2 separate regions of the Homo sapiens genome follow, and region 2 is linked to region 1. The links are chromatin loops, found by intact Hi-C in ENCODE. Cell type or tissue: A673. All regions are shown on one strand. Links, peaks and the distances in the headings refer to the core of each region. The heading gives the core; the rest is flanking DNA.

Region 1 (3,908 bases), core at 469-2,968:
AATAAGAATAAGGTAGATTCTTACCAGATCAATACCTTGTTTTCAAGAGGCCAGGTTCTCATTCTATGTAACTATGGAAATCAAATTACATAGGAAGGCAGTCTTCCCCAGGGGAAGCTGGTTATACAGGTGAACTTTCTGATACAGCTAGTGATATTGAAATTCTGAATACAGCTATGTTGGTTGAATTTAACACACTCTGATGGGCATATACATCATTCCAGTAAGTTTTGTTTTAGTAAGGGAAACAAAGCATAAATAATTTGATACAAAGGCTTATTTGCCTTCCAACTATATGACACTCAACAAATTTGGAAATATTCTCTGAATCAAGGATCTCTTGTCTATTTCATGTGGCATCCTTTAATTACCTTCAGCAGTAACATATTAGCAGCTAATTTTGATAAATTATTATATGAATCAAATCATTCTTATTTTTCTTTTCTTTTCTTTTCTTTTTTTTTTTTTTTTTTTGAGACAGAGTTTTGCTCTTGTTGCCCAGGCTGGAGTGCGATAGCACAATCTCAGCTCACTGCAACCTCTGCCTCCCCGGTTCAAGTGATCCTCCTGCCTCAGCTTCCCAAGTAGCTGGGATTACAGGCGTGTACCACCATGCCCAGCTAATTTTGCATTTTTAGTGGAGACAGGGTTTCACCATGTTGGCCAGGCTGGTCTCGAACTCCTCACCGCAGGTGATCCACCTGCCTCGGCCTCCCAAACGTGCTGGGATTACAGACGTGAGCCACCGTGCCCAGCCCAAATTATTCTTATTTTTCTAACATCTGCCTTAAATATGTCCATTTTAAAGTTTCCTAATTATACTAAAATTAACCAGTTTAGAGAATATCTTCCTTCCTTTTATGACACTAGCACTAACATTACTTTCCTACGACTGGTGTAACACATTTCTCCAAACTTAGTGACTTAAAACAATACAGGTTTATCCTATAGCTTGAGAGATCAGAAGTCCCAAATGGGTCTTACTATGCTAAAATCAAGGTTTTGGCAGAATTGCATTCCTTCTGGAGGCTCTAGGAGAAAATTTCCTTGCATTTTCCAGTTTCTAGAGGTTGCAGTATTCCTTGGTGTGCGGCTGCACTTCATCTGCAAAGCCAGCAATGGTTGGTCTAGTCCTTCTGATATGGGATGATTCTGACCTCCTCTATGGCCTACCTCTGCCATATTTAAAGGATACTTGTGATTACATTGTACGCACACAGATATTCCAGAATAATCGCCTTAATTCCACTGCAACACTAATTCTCCTTTGCTATATAAGCTAACATATTTATAGGTTCTAGGGATTAGGATATAGACATTTATGGGGACCATTAATCGGACTTCCACGTAACTCCAGTATTTAGTGTAATTTATCATATCCTCCCAGACTTATTTTTGGACTAAAATATATTTCAACTTTAAAAAATGTCTTGGTAGGAAGAGCCAGAAGATAAAGACACACATGAAGAAAACTTTCCCTAGAAGAGATCCAGAGAACCACTTGGAGTTGATACTGGGAATGGGGAAGAGAAGTGATACAAAGATTTCATTGGCAAATCTGAACAACTGATGGCATATGAAGAAAAGGAAAAGGAGTCAAACCTGGACTTAAGGCTTGGTACCTAAAACTTGGAAAGATAGTAGTGCCCTGAACAGAAACAGGAAAGTCAGGAGAAAGCTTAGCTTGAGTGAGGGCAAGGGTGGGAAGGGACTTTGATAAATTCACTGGCAAAACCTCTAGGTGGAGCTGTCCAACAGGTGATTAGATATGTGAAGTTGTTGATCAGGCAAAAATTCAGATAGCAGATCTGGAATTGAGATACGATTTGGAGTCACAGTCATAGGAATAAAATCAAAGCCATAAAGATGGATGAAATTGCCAAAGTAGAAAGTAAAATGAGAATATTGACAGCAGAAACTTAGAAAAACCTTAACAGCCTGAAGAAGTTGCTAGTGAGGTCAAAGATCCAATATAATAGAACCATATTGATTCCATTCCAAGATGGCCAAATAGGAACAGCTCTGGTCTGCAGCTCCCAGCGTGATCGATGCAGAAGATGGAGATTTCTGCATTTCCAACTGAGGTACCTGGTTCATCTCATTGGGACTGGTTGGACAGTGGGTGCAGTCCATGGAGGGTGAGCCGAAGCAGGGTGGGGCATCCCTTCACCCCAGAAGCGCAAGGGGTTGGGGGATTTCCCTTTCCTGGCCAAGGGAAGCTGTGACAGACTGTACCTGGAAAATCAGGACAATCCTGCCCAAATACTGAGCTTTTCCAATGGTCTTAGCAAACGGCACACCAGGAGATTATATCCTGCACCTGGCTTGGTGGGTCCCACACCCACGGACCCTTGCTCACTGCTAGCACAGCAGTCTGAGATCAACCTGCCAGGCAGCAGCTTGGCAGGGGCAGGGGCGTCCACCATTGCTGAGGCTTGAGTAGGTAAACAAAGTGGCAAGGGAAGCTCGAACTGGGCGGACGCCACCGCAGCTCTGCAAGGCCTGCTGCCTCTGTAGACCCCACCTCTGGGGGCAGGGCATAGCTGAACAAAAGGCAGCAGAAACTTCTGCAGACTTAAACGTCTCTGTCTGACAACTCTGAAGAGAGCAGTGGTTCTCCCAGCATGGTGTTTGAGCTCTGAGAATGGATAGACTGCCTCTTCAAGTGGGTCCCTGACCCCCGTGTAGCCTAACTGGGCAACACCTCCCAGTAGGGGCCAACTGACACCTCATACAGGTGCCCCTCTGGGACAAAGCTTCCAGAGGAAGGATCAGGCAGCAATATTTGCTGTTCTGCAATATTTGCTGTTCTGCAACCTCTGCTGGTGAAAACCAGGCAAACAGGGTCTGGAGTGGACCTCCAGCAAACTCCAACAGACCTGTAGCTGAAGGACCTGACTCTTAGAAAGAAAACTAACAAACAGAAAGGAATAGCATCAACATCAACAAAAGGGACATCCACACCAAAACCCCATCTGTAGGTCAAGCATCAAAGACCAAAGGTAGATAAAACCAGAAAGATGGGGAGAAACCAGGGCAGAAAAGCTGAAAATTCTAAAAACCAGACCATCTCTTGTCCTCCAAAGGATCGCAGCTCCTCACCAGCAACAGAACAAAGCTGGACGGAGAATGATTTTGACGAGCTGACAGAAGTAGGCTTCAGAAGGTCGGTAATAACAAACTTCTCCGAGCTAAAGGAGGATGTTCGAACCCATCAGGAGGAAGCTAAAAACCTTGAAAACAGATTAGATGAATGGCTAACTAGAATAAACACTGTAGAGAAAACCTTAAATTACCTGATGGAGCTGAAAACCATGGCATGAGAACTACGTGATGCATGCACAAGCTTCAATAACCAATTCAATCAACTGGAAGAAAGGGTATCAGTGATTGAAGATTAAATTAATGAAATAAAGTGAGAGGAGAAGTTTAGAGAAAAAAGAGTAAAAAGAAATCAACAAAGCCTCCAAGAAATATGGGACTATGTTAAAAGACCAAATCTACATTCGATTGGTGTACCTGAAAGTGACGGGGAGAATGGAACCAAGTTGGAAAACACTCTTCAGGATATTAGACAGGAGAATTTCCCCAACCTAGCAAGGCAGGCCAACATTCAAATTCAGGAAATGCGGAGAACACCACAAAGATACTCCTCGAGAAGAGCAGCCCCAAGACACATAGTTGTCACATTCACCAAGGTTGAAATGAAGGAAAAAATGTTAAGGGCAGCCAGAGAGAAAGGTCAGGCTACCCACAAAGCAAAGAACATCAGACTAACAGTGGATCTCTTGGCAGAAACTCTACAAGCCAGAAGAGAGTGGGGGCCAATATTCAACAATCTTAAAGAAAAGAATTTTCAACCCAGAATTTCATATCCAGCCAAACTAAGCTTCATAAGTGAAGAAGAA
Region 2 (3,908 bases), core at 638-3,137, 340 kb after region 1:
GCAAACTTCCTTCAGGTCTGTGGACTAGACTGCCTAAGGCCACAAGATTAGAAGTTAGGATAATACATATTACACTGCTAACTTTTGGCAAACTTTACCTTTGTGGAAAACCTTGTAAGTTTGGTATTTCAATTATCCTTTGCTATTAATAAGACTTTCTTTAGTTTAAATTAACTTAGAATTGGTATAGACCACTCCTTCCTGATTCTGTAAGTACTTTAAGGCTTAGCTGAGTGCAAACAGCTTACCAACTATTAGGCAATTTTCCTAACTCTACTTCTATAAGAGTTTCCCTATCACTTACTGAATACCCGTTGTGGCTTTTTCCCTCAGTCACACGGGAGGAACCATCTATCGTCCTGTCCTGAAGGGAGTTCCTTCTAGGTCTGGTCGGACCTTTATATGGTAATTAATTAAGATTTAGATCCCCTGTGAGGAAACCTGCTGGGTTAAGGGAATTATCAGTGGTTAATGTTAAATCATCTTTTTCTAACAGAATAGCCCCATACTTTAAGATTTTTGAGTTAGTAAGTTACCTTTTTGTCTTAGGATACTTCTGAACTGGGTGAGGTGTGCTCACAATGAGGTTTCCTCTAAAAGTTATTTTTCTACTTTCTTCTGTTAGCAAAGCAGTTGCCGGTACAGATTGAATGCATTTGGGTCATCTGCGGGTTACTGGGTTAAGGATTTTTGATAGGAAGGCTATGGGTCGTCAGTGATCTCAGTGCTTTCAGGCTGTGCCCTTGTTTACACTGACAACAAGGTGGTATTGGAGTGTTATAGAGTCACGGAGAAGACCTTCAATTATCAATTATAGGTTTTAAATTTACCCTAGCTTTTAAAGGAATAGGGTACACTGTTTTTATTACTTCTCTCTGTCTCTCTCTCTCTCTTTCTCTCTCTCTGACTCTCTGTCTCTTTCTCTTTCTCTCTCTCTCTCTGACTTCCTTTCCCAGTTTCTCTTTCCTCTCTGCTGGTCTTTCCCTGCCTCTGCCAGCCGCTTATGCTGCTGTTCTTCCCTCTCCTCCTTCCCCTAGGGGAGCGACCAGTGGGAGTGGAGTTTAGCCTTTCTTTCCCCCGAGAAGAAGCGAAAGGGGAGTTCTGAATATTTTTCTTACTACTGGAGGTTTCTGTGAGGTTCAGCCCCCCACAATGGGGATTTCTCACCTCACTGAGGTTCAATGTACCCCTATTGGGATTTTTCACCTCTTTTGAGGTTCAACCCCTCGTAATGGGGATTTCTCAGTTCTTTGAGGTTCAGCCCCTGAAATTAGCGGAAGGCTCAACCCATCAAACCAGGGGTGTCTTCCCTCGCCTGTCCTGGAAGACTCAACCCCTCAAACCAGGGATGTCTTGCCTTGCCTGCCGTGGAAGGCTCAACCCCTCAAACCAGGGATGTCTTGCCTTGCCTGCTCCGGAAGCCTCAACCCCTCAAACCAGGGTGTCTTGACTTGCCTATCCTGGGAGGTTGACATGTTTCCTCCCCTTTCCCCCTCTGAAGGTCCCTTGCACACTTCCCACTCATGTTGTCCTCTCTGGCTGCTCCCCCAAGGGAGAATTAGGCCCTTCTTAGTGTTGGCGTGCTGGTATAAATCCCACAGCAGGATCCGCCCTAAGCCATACGAGGTAGCTGTGGAACTGCAGAGAGGACGCACTCACTCCATCCAGCAGTAGGACTTGTCACCATCCACACAACACCACAAGCAGGGTTGTCTGTGATCATTCACGCACACACACATTCAGCCCTCCAGACTTTGACCACCAAGGAAGTACTTTACTGGCTCCCGTGGTTTCTTCTTCATTGGTCTGTGCACAGTCATTGCTGTGGTATGTGAGGATCCTTTACCTCAGGTTGCCAGCCGGTTTGGTTTCTTTCTGTGTTGCTGAGAGCTCGGGTTATTCCTTGCACTGGGCGGGTCCTGATTTCTCACCCCTGAGGACGCCACAAGGGGGCGGGGTGCACCTCCTCACAAGAGAGAACCAGAGACCGCCTCTGGAGGGGAATGTAATCCCAGATGAGCCCCTAAATTGTTATAAAGTTTTGGTGCTGCAAAAGAAATAGCACTCGAATATAAAATTTTCTTTTTTTCTTCCCAGCAAGGCAGTTTCCTTCTATAGAAGGGTACACCCTCACAGTTGGAGCAGTGGTGAGCACACACTTGGACAAGGGAGGAAAAGGGGGTCTTATTCCTGATGCACGTGGCCCCTGCTGCTGTGTCATTCACCTATTGGCTAGGGTTAGACCGCACAGGCTAAACTAATTCCGATTGGCTAATTTAAAGAGAGTAACGGGGTGAGTGGTTTGGCAGGAAAAATGGTTATGGCAGAGTAAGAAATCAGAATGAGTCAGGATGGAGAATGAACAGGTAATCTGAATGAATCAGGGTGGAGCAGGTAATTGGAATTAGGGTGGAGCAGGTAATCGGAATGAGTCAGGGTGGAGTAGGTAATCAGAATGAGTCAGAGTGGAGAGGGTAATCGGAAAAGGTGCTTTACAAAGAAGTTAAGTTTAAAAGTAGAAGGCAAAGAATTGAACGTACTGACATGCTGATTCTTTGAAGAGAAATTTAGAACTCGTATCTAACAGATGAATAAAATACATGGCCAGACTGTGGGCCATTAAGAGTGATATGAACAGTTAAGAGGAGCAGCAAATCAAAGGGCCTAGAGCTTTATAATGGTCTTTTAGATTTAGTGTTTGCAAAAAAGTAAAATATTTTCCAGGTACTCTGAGTGTTGTCAATTCTTTGTACACATATTAAAATTGGTAATTCAAAAAGAGTAAGTAGATGAAAGGCAAACAGGATGTTATCTAGTCTGTTAAAACACAGGTTGGATGTCAGTGTTTTATTTGCTGTGATGGAGAGGCTTCTAAATATCAGAAAATAATTGTTACAAAAAATGTTATGAGATGATTTGTTATATGCACAGGAAACCAAAGTTGATTCATGTTTGAATTTATATTTGCTTGAAAATTCTTTTCCCATGTAATGTTAAAATAATTGTGTAGAGCTAAAAAAATGAAATTAGACTTTTTTCTTTGCTTTCAAATCAAGGAAGACTTTATCATCTCACAGAAAGGATGACAATTTCAGGATATTATGGGAGGCTGTGGAAGAATTATATTAGAAATAACTAAAGGTTTAGAACTTGAACTTTCTCTTCAGAGGAGAAAAATTAAGAAGAACTTAGATCTTGGCCAGGTGTGGTGGCTCACACCTGTAATCCCAGCAGTTTAGAGGCCAAGGTAGGAGGATTTCTTGAGCCCAGGAGTTGGAGACCAGCCTGTCAACATGGTGAGACTCCATCTCTACAAAAAATAAAAAAATTAGCTGGGTGTAGTGGTGTGTGGCTGTAGTCACAGCTACCTGGGAGGCTAAGGTGGGAGGATTGCTTGAGCCTGCGAGGACCTGCAGTGAGCCATGATTGTACCACTGTACTCTAGCCTGGGCAACAGAGCAAAACTCTGTCTCAGAAAAAGAAAAAAAAAAATTAGAAGAACTTAGATCCTGATGATTAAAATAGTGTATTTCCCCCATATTTCCAGAAAAATACTGCAGAGTTAGTGTAAAAATTAGTAACATTTGCTCAATGTTGATTTGAGTTTTCTGGAGAATGAATACAGGGAAAGGAAAAGAAATTACTATTTAAATGGAAAAAAATTAAACTTCATTTAAAACTATGATTAAATGAAGTAAAAGCTTCTTCCTTTTTGCCCATTCTTTACACTGTGATAAAGTACAATAACTTTATAGGGTTGATACAAAGTATTATACTAGAACTTCAATTTTTTTGGAACTGTGCAAAGCTTAATCTCATTATAGAGCAGTCCATTTGGTGGTTTGTTTATTTAGTATGGTCTCTGATGCTGTTTGCTCAGTAATGTTCTTTGCTTAGTGAATAGTCTT

Evidence for each region. Hi-C counts contacts between places; a loop is a spot of excess contacts. Peaks named below come from ENCODE experiments on the same cell type or tissue, not always from the same donor. Only the 100,000 strongest peaks of a DNase experiment are listed, where the experiment ranks them.
Region 2: a loop joins it to region 1, with 2.4 times the contacts of the local background. A loop is called at or near these places in 6 of 110 quality-filtered maps.

What each region holds. Positions count from the first base shown.
Region 1 is chr6:87,137,695-87,141,602 of GRCh38, forward strand. No RefSeq gene overlaps it. Among named protein-coding and RNA genes, the nearest start is that of ZNF292, 16 kb to the right of the region's middle. In A673, for the core only: a CTCF peak has its summit at 1,734 (motif pointing right); a DNase peak (open chromatin) is centred at 1,737.
Region 2 is chr6:87,482,286-87,486,193 of GRCh38, forward strand. All of the region lies in intron 2 of SLC35A1 (solute carrier family 35 member A1), which reads left to right. Among named protein-coding and RNA genes, the nearest start is that of SLC35A1, 11 kb to the left of the region's middle. RefSeq lists an enhancer at 1,747-2,946. In A673, for the core only: a CTCF peak has its summit at 1,961 (motif pointing right); no DNase peak of the experiment used is centred there; H3K27ac peaks cover 419 bases.